Linked DNA regions of Homo sapiens: region 2 is linked to region 1. Evidence: chromatin contacts called from ENCODE Hi-C or POLR2A ChIA-PET data. All regions are on one chromosome and are shown on one strand. The core of a region is the stretch at or near the end of the contact, and the rest is flanking DNA. Distances in the headings are between cores, read along the strand shown. Region 1 overlaps NMT2 (N-myristoyltransferase 2). Region 2 overlaps FAM171A1 (family with sequence similarity 171 member A1).

Region 1 (7,603 bases), core at 2,099-4,598:
TCTCGGCTCACTGCAAGCTCCGCTTCCCGGGTTCACGCCATTCTCCTGCCTCAGCCTCCTGAGTAGCTGGGACTACAGGCGCCCGCCACCACGCCCAGCAAATTTTTTGTATTTTTAGTAGAGACGCAGTTTCACCATGTTAGTCAGGATGGTCTCGATCTCCTGATCTCATGATCTACCCGCCTCAGCCTCCCAAAGTGCTGGGATTACAGGCGTGAGCCACTGCACCTGGCCTGGCTTTTTCTTTTTGATTATAATTATCCTCATGGGTATCAAGCGGTGCACTGGTCAGCTCTTATTCTCAAAGTCTCGTTTCCTTCATGGCCTCAGGAAATGGAAAAGTAGCTCTTCCTCACTGAAGGGCTGGGAAGCTCTGCCTCTCATCATTGTATAAATGCTATCAGATATGTCTGGGAGTTTGGAGGCTGGGATGACCAACTTAGTGCCCATTTCTGTAGCTCCCTGTCAATTTAAAGTTGAGATGAAAGAGAGAAAAAGAAAAACTCTTGCTGAACTAGAGTAAACAAAAATGGTGACGCTTTCTCCATTATGCCAAAATAAGAATATAAATTTTAGCAACACCGTTTGGAAGAAAAAAAAGTTTTGATGTGTAGCATCAATTAACTCCCAAAATGGAGTTTTGGAAACCTCATTGAACAGGCATTGTAAGTTATAGAATAAGTGATATAAACTTACTTAAGGATTTTTTGGTGAAATAGTCTGGTATTTTAATTTTTTAAAATGTCTCCAGATCCCCTCAAGTTTCCATGAGTTTATCTGTTTTAGAGACTATTATTATTGTTGTTGTGTTGTTGTTGTAGTTGTTTTTGAGACAGGGTCTCACTCTGTTGCCCAGGCTGGAGTGCAGTGGCATGATCATGGCTCACTGCAGCCTCCCAGGCTCAAGTGATCCTCCCACCTTAGCCTCCCAAGTAGCTGGCACCACAGGTGCACACCACCATGCCCAGCTAATTTTTTACTTTTTATGGGGACAGGGTCTCACTATATTGCTCAGGCTGGTCTCAAGAGATCCTTCTAGGCTCAAGCGATCTTCCCGCCTTGGACCCCCAAAGTGCTGGGATTATAGGCGTGAGCCACCATGCCTGGCTGAGCAAATTACTAACTGACACTCAGGACAAATATATTTTCATCCAGTTGGATAGGCATCTACTTCAAAGCGTCCTTCCCAGTCACTGCCTTTTATTCTGTATCTCTCTGTAACCAAGCTTCTTGGAAATTTGGAGATATTTTAAAGTGGAAGTATTATACAGAAAAGCTGTGAGGTCCCAGGCTCCTAGTGGTTTCTGGAAAGCCATAACCAGTAGCAGTTAGAATACATGGTAGAAGTGGGAGAGGGATAATCCCCTAGGTTGTGAAGTCACAGGCATGTCCACCATGATTTTGGTCCCTCCCACCCAGCCTGTGGCCCCAAGATAATGCTGAACACATAGTAAATGTTCAATAATTACTTGATAGTAAGTTGCAGTAGGCTTTACCATTGAGGTTGAAACAATGGTAGCTTTCAGAAGTATTTTATGGCCTGGGAATATGTGATGGCACCACCTCTAGAGCCAGACTTATCCACTCATTCATTCCACAAGCATTTGTATTAGTATGTACTGGTGTGAGGCATTGGAGACCTTAGGGACGCAATTAAGAATAGACTTCTTAAGTAGCACATACAAATGCATACATAAATCACACTATAACAGTACAACGGATTCACCAATTCACAGGGTGCCAGCAATAGGAACACCGGGAGAGGAAAGCCTAAAATAGTCCTACTCCCAAACCAGAGAATATACAAAACTGAACGTATCTGCAGCATATTTCTAGCTCATGTACCTGGCTGTGATATGTTTGTTTAATCCCAATTGCTAGTCAGATATTGATGAGTGTCCTTGGCCACCAGGTGATTTTAAATATAAACATCATGATAGCACAAATTTGATTCTATTGATGAAAATAAACTGCTTGTTGTGAGGTGGCAAAACCTTACTATTTTTAAACCACTAGGGTACCATTTGACAAAGTCTTAATGTATCTTCCAAAATAAGCACTGTTTTCTATTTTAGAATTGGAGTGGAAATATGAATCTATAGCTCAAGTGCTCAGTTCTTTTTTCTTTTTCTCCAGCTCTGTTGCCCAGGCCAGAGTGCAGTGGCACAATCTTGGCTCACTGCAACCTCCGTCTCCCAGGCTGAAGCTATCTTCCCACCTCAGCCTCCTGAGTAGCTGGGACTACAAGTGCGTGCCACTGTACCTGGCTAATTTTTTTTTTTCCTTTTGGTAGAGGCTGGGTTTCCCCTTATTGCCCAGGCTGGTCTTGAACTCCTGGGCTCAAGCTATCCACCTGCCTCAGCCTCCCAAAGTGCTGGGATTACAGGCATGAGCCACTGTGCCCAACAGCGTGCTTAGTTCTTAAACAGTTTCTCTCACTATTGCACATGCCTTTCATATTTGGATGTCACAGAGGAATTATCCATTTTAAATGGAAAAGTTCATTACTTTAAAACATGAATAACCAGTGGAAAGAAAAGTTCCTTTATAACCTAGATGCTAGGTAACAAAACTAGCACTTTGTGTTTTGTTTGTGATTGTTTGTGACAGGGTCTCTCTCTGTAGTTAGACACTTAAAGCTTTTCATTGTTAGCCCCCCTAGTAAAAATCTTTATCAGGGAACATTTCCTCCTCTGCAAAAAAGTGGTTTGTTTAGTTCTGTTGCTTCAAGATTAGTGTTCTGTCGTACCCAAGAGATCTTGATAATGGAGTTTTTCATATCATGTATCTCTCCTCCCGAAAGCTGACTTAAACGTAGATTAGGAGAGTAGTGATAACCGTGGAAACTATTTTACTTCAGTTATAAAATGTGGTTTATCTCTGCAATCTTCCTGCTTCGTGACTTCTAAGCACCTGCAGGATGACTGAGCGGGGGCTGGTATTCTTCTGCATTGCCTGTTACCGTCTTCACTCCACTACCTTTTATTCCTCACCTACATCCTAACACAGTTATTTTCTACTGCATGTAACAGCTGTGTTTTTTGAAATGATTAATTGTATGCAATTCAATTTCATTTAATGATTTTTGTTTGTTGGTTGGTTTCACCATCTTTGCATTTCCTGCAGAAGTCCTGGAGGGTATTTGGGAGCCAAAAAGAAAAAGAAGAAACAGAAGAGAAAAAAGGAGAAACCAAATTCCGGAGGCACCAAGTCAGACTCGGCATCTGATTCCCAGGAGATTAAAATTCAGCAGCCTTCGAAAGTGAGAGCTCTGTTTTATTTTTTCCTCTGTGTGGTTTCTCGTGCATGAGTGGGTTTACGCAGTTTAGCGCGCTGCTGCATCAGATGTGTAGGGACTTTGTTGTGACTGTGTGTTGAATGCCACTAGTAACTGGAAGCTCTTGACAGCCTCCTTAAAATGGACTTTGGCACCCAAATAACGAAGGGGTACACTGTGCTTTTGTGTGTGTGTGGATACCTGCTGTGTTTTTCCCTTTTCTCAGTGAATTTGTATTTAGATTGTCGTTCTAGAAGAAAGTCTCAGTGTGAGCTTGTTAGGTTTTTTTGAAATTACACTTTAATATTTGATTACTTTTCGTTCAGAAGATATTCACATTGTAATTTTTCTGGGTGTCTGTCTAATTACCTGAATAGCACAACACCATCTGGCAGCAGATTTCAGCGGGAGCAGCCATGGGTAAGTCTCTCGTTGACTTTGAATTAAACCAGTTTGCAGCGGTCGTTCTTCATTCTAATGCCAAGGGTGGGAAATAGTTCCTGACATTCTCCTAGTTTAAACCAAACCAGAAGTTGTCCAGCTGGGCCCCGTGTTGGCAGATGGTGGCCAAGAAGAGGGTTGATTGTACTGCGTGGGTGTCTGGTGGCACAGATGGCAGCCATCCCTGTCTGTGGAGCCAACCCCCAGGCACCCTGTATGCTGGGCCTCTGGGAAACACAAAGCCCTCTTGATGCAAGAAACTCACAGTGAAAAGGGTAGAACCAGCCAGGCACGGTGGCTCACGCCTGTAGTCCCAGCACTTTGGGAGGCCGAGGTGGGAGGATCCATTGAGCCCAGGAGTTCAAGGCTGCAGTGAGTTATGATCACACCACTGCACTTCATCCTGGACAACAGTGAGAGACCCTGGCTGAAAAAAATAAAAAAAGAAAAAGAAAGAAAAGAAAGAAAAGGGGTAGAATTAGAAATATTACAAAATAGAGATGATTTTGATGATCGTACCTACAAATAAATTATTGTGAATAGGCTGGGCACGATGGCTCATGCCTGTAGTCCCAGCACTTTGGGAGGCCAAGGCAGGCGGATCCCTTGAGCCCAGGAGTTCAAGACCAGCCTGGGCAACATGGCAAAACCCTGTCTCTACTAAAAATACAAAAAGTTAGTTAGGCACGGTGGCATGCACCTGTAGTCCTAGCTACTTGGGAGGCTGAGGTGGGAGGATAGCTTGAGCCTGGGAGGTGGAGGTTGCAGTGAGCCAAGATCACGCCACTGCACTGCAGCCTGGCGACAGAGACCATGTCAATCAATCAATCAGTCAATCAATGTGAGTAGCATGTGGTATTGTGGAAACAGCTCAAGGGGTGATGTCTGAGACCTTGAGCTTGGTCTCTGCCCCCTTGCTCACTAGTTGTGTGCCTTTGCCTGGGTACTGCACTTCCTTCAGCCCAGTTCCTTCTCTTCTCTCTAACTCGCAGTTCGATCTTGAGGTTCCAGTTGGAGCATTTTTATTGAAGAGTTTTTACATCCTAAAACAGTGCATATATATATATATATATATATATATATATATATATATATATATATAGTAGTTGTTACCATTCTACAAGCTTTGTGGATTTCCTTTTTTCTTATGCAGAGTTTCTGTTGTGTTCCATGAAGTGAGACTTGCAGGTAGTTTTGATGTTGTCACCTGTTTTACACAAAAGAACCAGGAATCACTGAGAAGGAAAATTACTTGCCCCAATTTTTCCCTGACTGACTGCAGGGTGAGAAGAAAATGGAATCTTCTTCCCTAGCTTTTCAACTTGGTTCTCGGGTAATAAATATGCTACCCACTAGATACAGCTTTCCAAGGTAACTCATAGAGGATACCACCATAAGCTTGCAAAACACTCTTCCCGTTTCTAAATGTCGCTTCATCAGATAAACGTGGCATCCCTGACCTGCAGCGTGGACATCTCCTGTTGCTTTCAGCATCACCATTGGTCTCTGCCCATCCCTTCCACCTCTAGTGACTGTGAGCCTTTCCCCTCTCTCTGGTCACTTATGAGAAACTAGAGCCAAGCCAGGCAGTGGCGAACTCTTGGCATTATATGGTAGGTGTATTGGTCAGGGTTCTCTAGAGGGACAGAACTAATGGGATGGATGGATGGATAGATAGATAGATAGATAGATAGATAGATAGATAGATAGATAGAGGGGAGTTTATTAAGTATTAATTCACATGATCATAAGGTCCCACAATAGGCCATCTGCAGTCTGAGGAGCAAGGAGAGCCAGTCTGAGTTCCAAAACTGAAGAACTTGGAGCCTGATGTTCGAGGGCAGGAAGCATCCAGTATGGGAGAAAGATGGAGGCTGGGAGGCTAGGCCAGTCTCTCTTTTCACATTTTTCTGCCTGCTTGTATCCTAGCTGCACTGGCAGCTGATTAGATTGTGCCCACCCAGATTAAGGGTGGGTCTGCATTTCCCAGCCCACTGACTCAAACGTTAATCTCCTTTGGCAACACCCTCACAGACACACCCAGGACCAATACTTTGTATCCTTCAATCCAATCAAGTTGACACTCAGTAGTAACCATCACAGTAGGGAATTTCTTTTCTTAATTTGGAGGAAGTCAGTATTGTCTTAAGATGGGCTTTTTTCTGCTGCATTTTTAAAATCTGGGGCTCTTTCCCTTTAAGCTTATGCCAACTCTAGATAGCACTGTAAATTACAGTGGACTGCATTGCAGAATATTCTGGTCTACATACAAGAACCAAAATAAAAATGATATTTGGATTCTTATAAACTTCTTAGTGTTATAAAACTTGGACATTTTTTCCAAGGTACTATTAAATTTGGAAAACAATGGGTAAAGAGTATAGTTGCTGGTTAGTATGCCACAGAAAGCATGTGTGGAAGAAAAAGAGAATATACCTGCCTCTTATATAGGAGTGGAATCGTGGGAAGTTAATGTCGGGTAGATATTCATCTCACCTTGCCTGATGCACACTCATTCTTCCCAGGTAGTGCTACTATGGAAGGTGAATGGACAGGCATGAGAAATGATCATAGCTGAGTTTCCCTTACTGCTTTGTCCCTGTGGATTTGGAAATTGTGTTTATTTGAATCTACTTTCAGAAAGCATTTAAATAGAGCCGTATGTGGTTGTTCATGCCTGTAATCACCACATTTTGGGAGGCCAAGGCGGGCAGATCACTTGATGTCAGGAGTTCAAGACCAGGCTGGCCGACATGGTGAAACCCTGTCTCTACTAAAAATACAAAAATTAGCCAGGCGTGGTGGCACAAGCCTGTAATCCCAGCTACTCAGGAAACTGAGGCAGGAGAATCACTTGAACCCAGGAGGCGGAGGTCACAGTGAGCCATGATCATGCCATTGCATTCCAGCCTGGGCGACAGAGTGAGACTCTGCCTCAAAATGAAAAAAAAAAAAAAAAAAGAAGAAGAAGAAGAAAGAAAGCATTTAAATAGTGAACATTGGGATATCAATGTTTCGCAAAGGGACATTTCATGTAGAGGTGTGCTGGTCAACCCATGAGCTAATTAGGTAGGGAATAAATCACTCTGAAGTCTTCTTCATGGAGTTGGTCATTTTGGTCATTGGGTCATGTGGAACAAAGATGCTGATTCATGTCTGTTGCAAAATAGTTTGAGTTTGATATATTACTGTTAGAAGATTTAACTCAGAAACCAGGAAAGAAATCAAGGAACAAAAAATTAAATCAAGAAAGAAAAAGTACCATGACAAATTCATTATAGTCATTGTAGTTCTATTTTTATAAGACTGGGCTCTACTTTGCCATTTTAAGCTAAACTGATGCACAGTTAAGCATTATTAGTTGAAATATGCTGTGATCTCAATTCCTATTTAAATTGTAAGGTCTTCTAATAGATGGTGTTGTTGGAGTTCAGATACACATGAATTTCATTTTGCTAGAAATTTGCTCCTTTTAATGTTGGGGACTTAAAAGACACCCAAGGAAAAGAAGTCATCCAAAGATATAATAATGAGAACCGGAAAAGTATTTTGTTAAATTTGTATGTGTCATTAAGATAGGACCTTTATGATTTTGATGTTAAACAAATGTAAGATAAACAGCTTACAAAAACTGTGGCCATCTTGGATTGTGCTGTGAGACTTCCAAGCAGAGACAAAAAGACTTTCACCTGCCTCCAGCTGGACTTCAGAACTTCGTTTCCTTAGGGTTCTTGACAGTGTTTGTATGAAACAAACCCTGTTCTGTGCTGTGTACGATGAGTAAGCTTCCCAAGTTAAAATTATTGCTCCACACCACAGATTTCAGATTCCAAGTGGAACAGAAGTCCAAAGTTGCTGTTTATAAACTTCTAAGGGTCGATTGTA
Region 2 (7,603 bases), core at 3,351-5,850, 110 kb before region 1:
TGGTCATGGGGTTTGCGGATCACACAGTCGACGTCTCCAAGGGCAGCATGCATTGTGGGTAGAAGCCACATCACTGGAGCTTGGTGGAAGGACAGAAGGCATTCGCTTATGGGGATAACAGAGTTAGAGTAATGTTTGCTTGTTATTGTTCTAGACTGGGGAAAAAATGAGTATTTTTGTTGGTTGGGGAGGAAAAGCCTATAGAGAAAGAGATTGCTGACGAAGGCAAAAACAGGTGGTTGAGCCAAGTCTTACAATGAATAAGCAAAAGTTAAATTAGAGGCTTGGATTGACCTTGGAGGTGGTTAGGGGCAGAAGAGAAGAGGGAAGAACAGATTTTTGAAAGCAGAGAGTTGGGAGGCTGAGGCAGGCGGATCACCTGAGGTCAGGAGATCGAGACCAGCCTGGCCAATGTGATGAAACCTCATATCTACTAAAAATACAAAAATTAGCCAGGTGTGGTGGTGGGCACTTGTAATCGCAGCTACTTGGGAGGCTGAGGCAGGAGAATTGCTTGAACCCAGGAGGCAGAGGTTGCAGTAAGCCGAGATCACGCCACTGCACTCCAGCCTGGGCAACAGAGCAAGACTCTCTCTGAGAAAAAAAAGAAAAAGAAAAAGAGAAAAGAAAGAAATGCAGCGAGAGGAAGCGGGGACCCCCGTATTTTCAGGAGAGCAGGGTCTGAGTATTTTGGGGATGGGGATGGAGCCCTACAGGCTTATCCACTGCCTACCCTGCCACCCCCTCCCAATCATATTCCTTTCTGTAGTGTGGAACTATTTAGCGGCTTTAGTACACGGAGGCAGGCTTAAGAATATAACCGCTCCCCCAACCCCATGCATACCATCTTTCGATTTTATTTGTGCTGTGGCTCAGAATAGCTTGCACCCTTAAATTCCTCACGTGCTGCTTCAGTCATTTTCATCACCATAGGTGTTGCCTGTGCTTTGTGGTGGGGTGTTTAGTCCCTCATGGATGGTACCCGTGTCGTGCCAGTCCCAGGGTGTGTCAGATAAGCTGCACCGGCCATATCCTTTCCATGAGGATCTGCCCCCACATAGCCTGCTACATACCCCCAGCCCCCAGCCCCAGCAGATAGACCCTGGATGTCTGGCCAGGGACCAAATTCTCCTGCACAAGTGGGGAGAGAGATGTGTTGCCCACCCAAATGCATGTAACACTTGATCTGCTCGAGAAGGCACGAGAAGCAGAGGATCAGGGGGAGACACCAGGGCCCTGAGAGCTGGGGAGAGCAGCCTGGGTTTCTGGTTCTCTGGGTCCCAGGCCAGTCCCCGTAAGTCCTGGCTAGGCTGCGTATCCTGGGCCCATTCCCCGGCTCCCCCTTGTCTTTCAGCAACCCTCAGTCCAGTCGGAGAAGGTTTCTGTGCCCCACTGCCCTCACACAGGTCTCTGCCAGCCCATCTCACAGGGGCTCCTCCTAAGGCCTGGAGGGGTGCACTTTTCCTTCCCTGCTCTGGGATCACCAACCCAGCTTCTGCCTCTGCCCGGACCCTCATGAGGACAGGCTCCCTCTTTGCTCCATCACATGTAGACTCACCATTCTTGTTCTCTTCCTATTAGCAGAGTGCTTTACTTTTCCACCATGTGAGACCCAGGCTTCTACACAGGGGCTTGTTCATTGAATACTATCAGCAGCATTATTTAGCCGGAAAACCAGTAGATAACATATATTTCCTGATCATTGAAAAAAATACCAGAAGCAATGAATGTTGTTATATCATCCGGAGTGAGGAGATGAGAAAGAATGCTGGCTTTGACCTTCCATCCTGGAGGGCAGCGTGGAAAGGGAGAAGAAAAGCAAGCTGTGCGCCATGTGTGTGGGCAAGGGGGAGAAGGGATGAGAAACAGACTGCCCCTGGCAGGACACAGAGCGTTTGTGGGACCCCCGAGGAATTTGAACTCTCCACAGACCAAGGAGGTGGCAGGAGTAAGACATCGGTATTCTGTAACATCGAGGGAAAATAAGACCAGACTAAGAAGAATACAATAATGTTAAAATACCCAGATCCCCAGAGGCTGGTGTGTCGCTGTGGGTTTGTTTTAGGGATGAAGAAGGGGAATCGATGGTCTGGAGCTAGACTAATGTCTGTGTCTGTTTAGTTTCAGCAGAGATGACCGGAGTTAGATAGGACTCTCATGATTTTGGGCACCTGCTCGCTGGGCTCTAAACCTGGGCCTGGATTTCACAGAGTGGAGAACCAGCCCCTGGAGAAGTCTACCTGCTAGTTTTTAAAAGGAAGAGGGAGCATTGTGACTCCCTGCCAGTTAGGCAGTGTGTAGCCAAGACAGGCTGCCCCCGACATAAGTCCTTTGGACCTCAGTGACTTCACCTTTAAGAAGAGAGACTTGGGCTAGTGGATTCTTGGAGCTCTAAAACTCCCTTTTTCTAGAACACGTCTAGACAGGCTTCTTCACTCCTTACAAGTTCTTTGATCCAGAGTTAAAAGGAACCCTGGAGTGGAGATAAAGCCCACCAGCTCCGTGCAGAGCTGTTGAAGCAGGACAGCAGGGGGCCGGGAGAAGGAACCCTCAGCAAAGCACAGGTGGAATGTGGTCTGCCTCAAGCCTGGGGTTGGATCTACAGTTTTTCTCTTAACAATGCTTTTGCCAGGTTTGCACAAAATTACCTAGCACCTTTACGTCTGGTGAATATCACCGCAGCATTAGGTAAAAACCAGTTCAGGTTTTATGATCAAAACAACATCTGGGCCAGGCGCGGTGGCTCACACCTGTAATCCCAACACTTTGGGAGGCTGAGGCGGGTGGATCACCTGAGGTCAGGAGTTCAAGACCAGCCTGGCCAACATGGTGAAACCCTGCCTCTACTAAAAATACAAAAATTAGCTGGGTGTGGTGGCGGGCACCTGTAATCCCAGCTACTTGGGAGACTGAGGCAGGGGAATCGCTTGAACGGGAGGCAGAGGTTGCAGGGAGTTGAGATCACACCGCTGCACTCCAGCCTGGGCGACAAGAGCAAAACTCCATCTCAAAAAAAAAAAAGAAGAAGAAAAGAAAAAGAAAATTTGGAGCAAAGTTAAGCTGCAGAGGACGGCACAACCAACTGTCTAGGGCCTGTCAGCCCAACCTGTCCTCCTACACAAAGGAGTTGAGTTTGGTGAAGAAGCATCATTTTGCATCATTTCAAAAGTCTCATCCTAAATTCTGTGACATAATCCATCACAAGTAGGAAGCACGCCTCCAGAATAGACTGGATGATGACAAATGGCAGCTCCCACAGAAAGAGAAGATTCATTGCCGCTGGGGTATTGTTTGCAATTCTTTTCAAGGTTGCACTGTTAATTCCCTTGCCCTCCTTCAATTTGGTTCATGGCATTAAACCAGATTTTTCCAGGGAGATTAAAGACGGGTTTGCAGCGGTATCAAAGAGTATCTCTTACATTGTTTGAGTAAAGAGATTAATAGTCATCTACTTGTTTCATTTACATGGAGTTTCCCAAAATGCTACCCAGATCCACAGGCAAATGCTGGGCAGTGACAAGACTGCTTGCACATGGAACTTGGAAAAAGCTTTTTGTTAAAAACCTAAATAACATCCTGTGTCAAAACAAATGTGACAATGGGCTATTATTTCTCTCCCCATAATAGCATGTTGTCACATCTCTGTGTCCTGCATGAATGGGGGAAGGGAGGCCTTGTGAGAGGGAGCAGGGTGGGGGAGGCGTGCTGAAACCTTAGAGAGGCACTTCCTGGTTTTGCATTTTCTAAAAACAGAAACTGCTCCTGGGGGAGATAACTCGGAGGTTAATCTCTGCAGGTGCCCGGCCACAGCCTCGCGTTCATTTCCAGAGAAGGGCTCTGAGGTTGCCTGAGAACACCAGCTACAGTGACCTGACCGCGTTTCTCACGGCCGCCAGCTCCCCTTCGGAGGTGGACAGTTTTCCTTATTTGCGAGGATTAGACGGAAATGGAACAGGTAATTGGAGTCTTTTCTCTTTTCAGTGGGAGTTACTGTGTTTTAGTCTTTACATGTGGATTTTAGGTATGATTGGGAGTTTTAGCACTATGTGGGAGAAAGGCACTGAAGGTGCAGAAGGGGAATTCTTGGTACAAGTTCAAGTGCTTTGAAACTGTGTTACGTCGGTACGAGCCCTGCAGAATTACATGTTAGCACATTGGTCTCCTTGAGCTTTTCTTCTGTTACCAGTTGCCTTAAGCACCTTCTCTGAGCTCTCCTTTGGTGGACTAAATATATTCAATTCAGAGAAATTCTTATTGAAATTGCAATTTTTTTAAGTATAAGATTAGACTTAGGGTTTTTGGCCCAGCTGCCCTCTGCCTCGTCCCACGAGCCCCCATTTGAGAGGGTAGCCTGTGGGTGGGTGGGGCTGGTAGAGACTTACCACCCCACCCACCTATGCTGCAGCCAGGAGGGGAAGAGGTGGTGCTTGGTCCAACTCAGAGACAGGCATACCTTGGCTCCATGCCCCACCGGCATGGGGACCACTTAGGATGGGGAGCCTCCGCCCTCTGCCATCTGTGTCCACCCAGCTCTTTCCCACATCGTTTCTTTCTCTGCACTTGCTCTCTCTGTCCTCAACTGGGCATAGAGTGGCCAGGCTTTGAATTTGCTTTAGAATCCGCCCTCTCCTGGCAGGTCTCTAAGTCAGCTGGGTCAGTACCACTATTCTGGCATGCCACAGCTAAAAGATCAGAGAAACTAAAAGCCATCCACCAGAAAATAAGTGATAATTCCTTATCAGAGAAAGACCCAAGACGGGTACCTTCCACCTCTGTTTGTGTCCAACTGCACCATTCTCTGGACCCCTTTGCACTGGAATGGTCCCCACTCCTCCTGGTGGAAGAGGTGTCAGGATTCTGGAGTCCTGAATTATTTTCTTGTCTACCCCACTTTCCTTTCCCCCACACTTTAAACTAATCACAGCATTAAAATTTTAAATCAAAGGCTGTTCTGAGTTGCATTCTGCTAGGAGAGTAACTCACTGCATTTCCCAGGGATACTTGGCTTGAATTTCACTTAATTTTCCAGTGCTTTACATAAACTGATTATTCTGAAAAAGCTTTTAAACCTGAAACATTTGATCCATTTTGTAGCATATTAATAAGTTTCTGGTTATACATAAAGGCAACATGGTGATTTGTTACTCATTTTTCTTCTCTCTGTTTTCCAAAACGTTTCTTCTTTAATTTTTGTGTGCTGATGAGGATGTGATTAACTTGTCAGTAAATATGTCAGTACTTGGTCATCAGAAAGATGGCATAGCAGTCATCTTAAGTAAACATTATTAGGAAAAAAAAATGTTGACTATTACTTGAAATGTGCCGGTCTGGGAGAAAAGTCTTGTTTTGGGGAGCATGAAGAAGTGGTTTAAGGCTGGGTGCGGTGGCTCATGCCTGTAATCCCAGCACTTTGGGAGGCCGAGGTGGGTGGATCATTTGAGGTCAGAAGTTTGAGACCAGCCTGGCCAACATGATGAAATGCTGCGTCTACTAAAAATACAAAAATTAGCTGGGTGTGGTGGCAGGTGCCTGTAGTTCTAGCTACTCAGGAAGCTGAGGCAGGAGAATCGCTTGAACCCAGAAGGTGGAGGTTGCAGTGAGCCAAGATCGTGCCACTGCACTCCAGCCTGAGCAACAGATCTAAACTCTGTCTCAAAAAAAAACAAAAAAACAAAGTTTTAAAATATCATAGCCAGCATCCAGCCTCCCGGACAAAATGGTGCACGATCCACAAAACCCTAACTTGGAGGGACAGCCTCCGTGCTCGGGACTCATTAAATTTTTCTGTGCCCCACTTCCAGTAGCTCTTGAATAAATTATGCAGTCTGAGAAAATGGGGGAAAACGAACACTAAGACACAGAACTATTGATTTTAGAGGAGTTTGTCCTATTTTAAGATCATTCCGTGATTTCAAAGGGAAGAGAGGTCTTTGCAATGTGACATGAAATTTCTCTTCCACGGAAAGAATGGATGACTTGACCTAGAAATGACTAGGCTTTCTTGGAGACCTAGCAGCGAAGGCATCCACCCATAGTGAATTCACACGCGCCCTCGGGGACTTGGAACCTGGGCTCCCTTGAGCACAGACACCTCAGTAACTCACCAGCTCCATGGCGGCCCCTGGGGTCAGTTTGCACACAGCTTGTCTTTTGCCCACAGTCACTCATCTCCTGTTTTACTAAAGGCATCTAAGAGCTCACAGCCTAAAGAGAGCACGCCTGGACCAGACGTGTCTTTGGAAGATGACACAAGTTCATCTCCCGAAGACGCAGAAAATGACTAGCGTCATAACCAGAGTTCAGTGAAGGTGGATGGAAACAGAGAGGCTGCGGAAGAGACTGGAAAGGGCTCCGAAAGGCTGTTTTCTGGGGGTACCATGAAGGTTGTGTTGTTTGGTTTAGAGGGTGGATCCAGAGTTGTAAGTAAGTGGAGAAGCATCTTCTCTTTCTAGCTCTTGGGGGCCCCCTCCTCTCACCGGAGAGCATCGCACTCTTCCCCCAGCTGCTGAGAAAGCACAGAATGTTCCGTGGTGTTCCCAAGGGGTTTTTACAAAAATTGCTTTCACTAATAACTCCAGGAAGACAGAGAAGAGTCAATAAAATGACAGGTGCAGACTTTTCCTGCAATTCCAAAAAGTTGGTAGAATACAGAGCCCAACAGAACCTTAGATGTCAGCTGAGCAGAACCTGTCACGTGACGAGTGACCAGGTAGATGGCCCAAGGTGATACAGCTCCTCTCCTCGCTTGGGCCAGTGGTGTTCTGCCCCGCAACACGATCCTGCTGCATTTGCCTGACACCTGCTTGTCTTTGTGCAGACTTAAAGGGAGCCAGGCAACATCCAGATGGAACGGGAAGGATGACCACTTTCTATATAAAACTCAGTATTTTGTGTAAAATTGGAGTTTCATAACAAAGAGAAGGAAAATAGTTTAGCCCTTCAAAATGTGAATTGTTGCAGAATAGGCCAGGCGCGATGGCTCACACCTGTAATCCCAGCACTTTGGGAGGCCGAGGCGGGTGGATCACTGGGAGGGAGGTCAGGAGTTCAAGACCAGCCTGACCAACCTCATCTCTACTAAAAATACAAAAACAAAGAAAAAAAAATTAGCAAGGAGTGGTGGTGTGTGCCTGTTGTCCCAGCTACTCAGGAGGCTGAGGCAGGAAAATTGCTTGAACTGAGAAGGCAGAGGCTGCAGTGAGCCAAGATTGCACCATTGCACTCCACTCTGGGTGACAGAGCAAGACTCTGTCTAAAAAAAAAAAAAAAAAAATCGTTGCAGAATAAACAACATGGGGACATAGAGGGAGAGTCATTGGGAAGGCATAGAGAAGCAGGCATTTAATGAAGCCCTGAGGGAGGAAAGAGGCCTCAAGAAGGCAGATATAATTCCCCACAATGTCTTAAGACAGCTAGAGGACACTAAAGGGACATGAAATCCCATGAACCTAATGCACATTGCTGTCCATTAATATGCTCGTTTCTGCAATGCTCTACTTACTTCTGAATGTTTCAAGCTGAGTGTACTTATTTCCATAGATGCAGGAAGGCATCTAGTCTACCCTCCTTAGTTTTGAAGGTAAGAAAAACAGACCCCAGAGGA

What was found. A loop is a pair of places that touch in the nucleus more often than their neighbours do. ChIA-PET counts read pairs that join two places held with the same protein, here RNA polymerase II (POLR2A). Pooled maps may share reads with other maps.
Region 2: a pooled map shows a loop between it and region 1 (2.8-fold over the local background). The contact joins two enhancer-like sites. A Hi-C loop is called at or near these places in 5 of 50 pooled maps. POLR2A ChIA-PET finds 5 or more read pairs at or near these places in 3 of 52 experiments (CD8-positive, alpha-beta memory T cell, HEK293T and activated CD4-positive, alpha-beta T cell).

What each region holds. Positions count from the first base shown.
Region 1 is chr10:15,137,081-15,144,683 of GRCh38, reverse strand. It overlaps NMT2 (N-myristoyltransferase 2), which reads left to right. Exons shown (of 12, transcript NM_004808.3): 2 at 3,127-3,262. It overlaps LOC107984210 (a long non-coding RNA gene), which reads right to left. Exons shown (of 2, transcript XR_007062067.1): 1 at 4,832-7,603; 2 at 3,555-4,145. Among named protein-coding and RNA genes, the nearest start is that of NMT2, 28 kb to the left of the region's middle. Within about 2 kb of position 3,348, at least 2 of the 41 ENCODE cell types and tissues checked have a DNase peak (open chromatin) inside an H3K27ac peak, as active enhancers do.
Region 2 is chr10:15,251,073-15,258,675 of GRCh38, reverse strand. FAM171A1 (family with sequence similarity 171 member A1) reads left to right here. Exons shown (of 8, transcript NM_001010924.2): 4 at 3,797-3,955. Among named protein-coding and RNA genes, the nearest start is that of FAM171A1-AS1, 46 kb to the right of the region's middle. RefSeq lists an enhancer at 2,319-2,962. Within about 2 kb of position 4,600, at least 5 of the 41 ENCODE cell types and tissues checked have a DNase peak (open chromatin) inside an H3K27ac peak, as active enhancers do.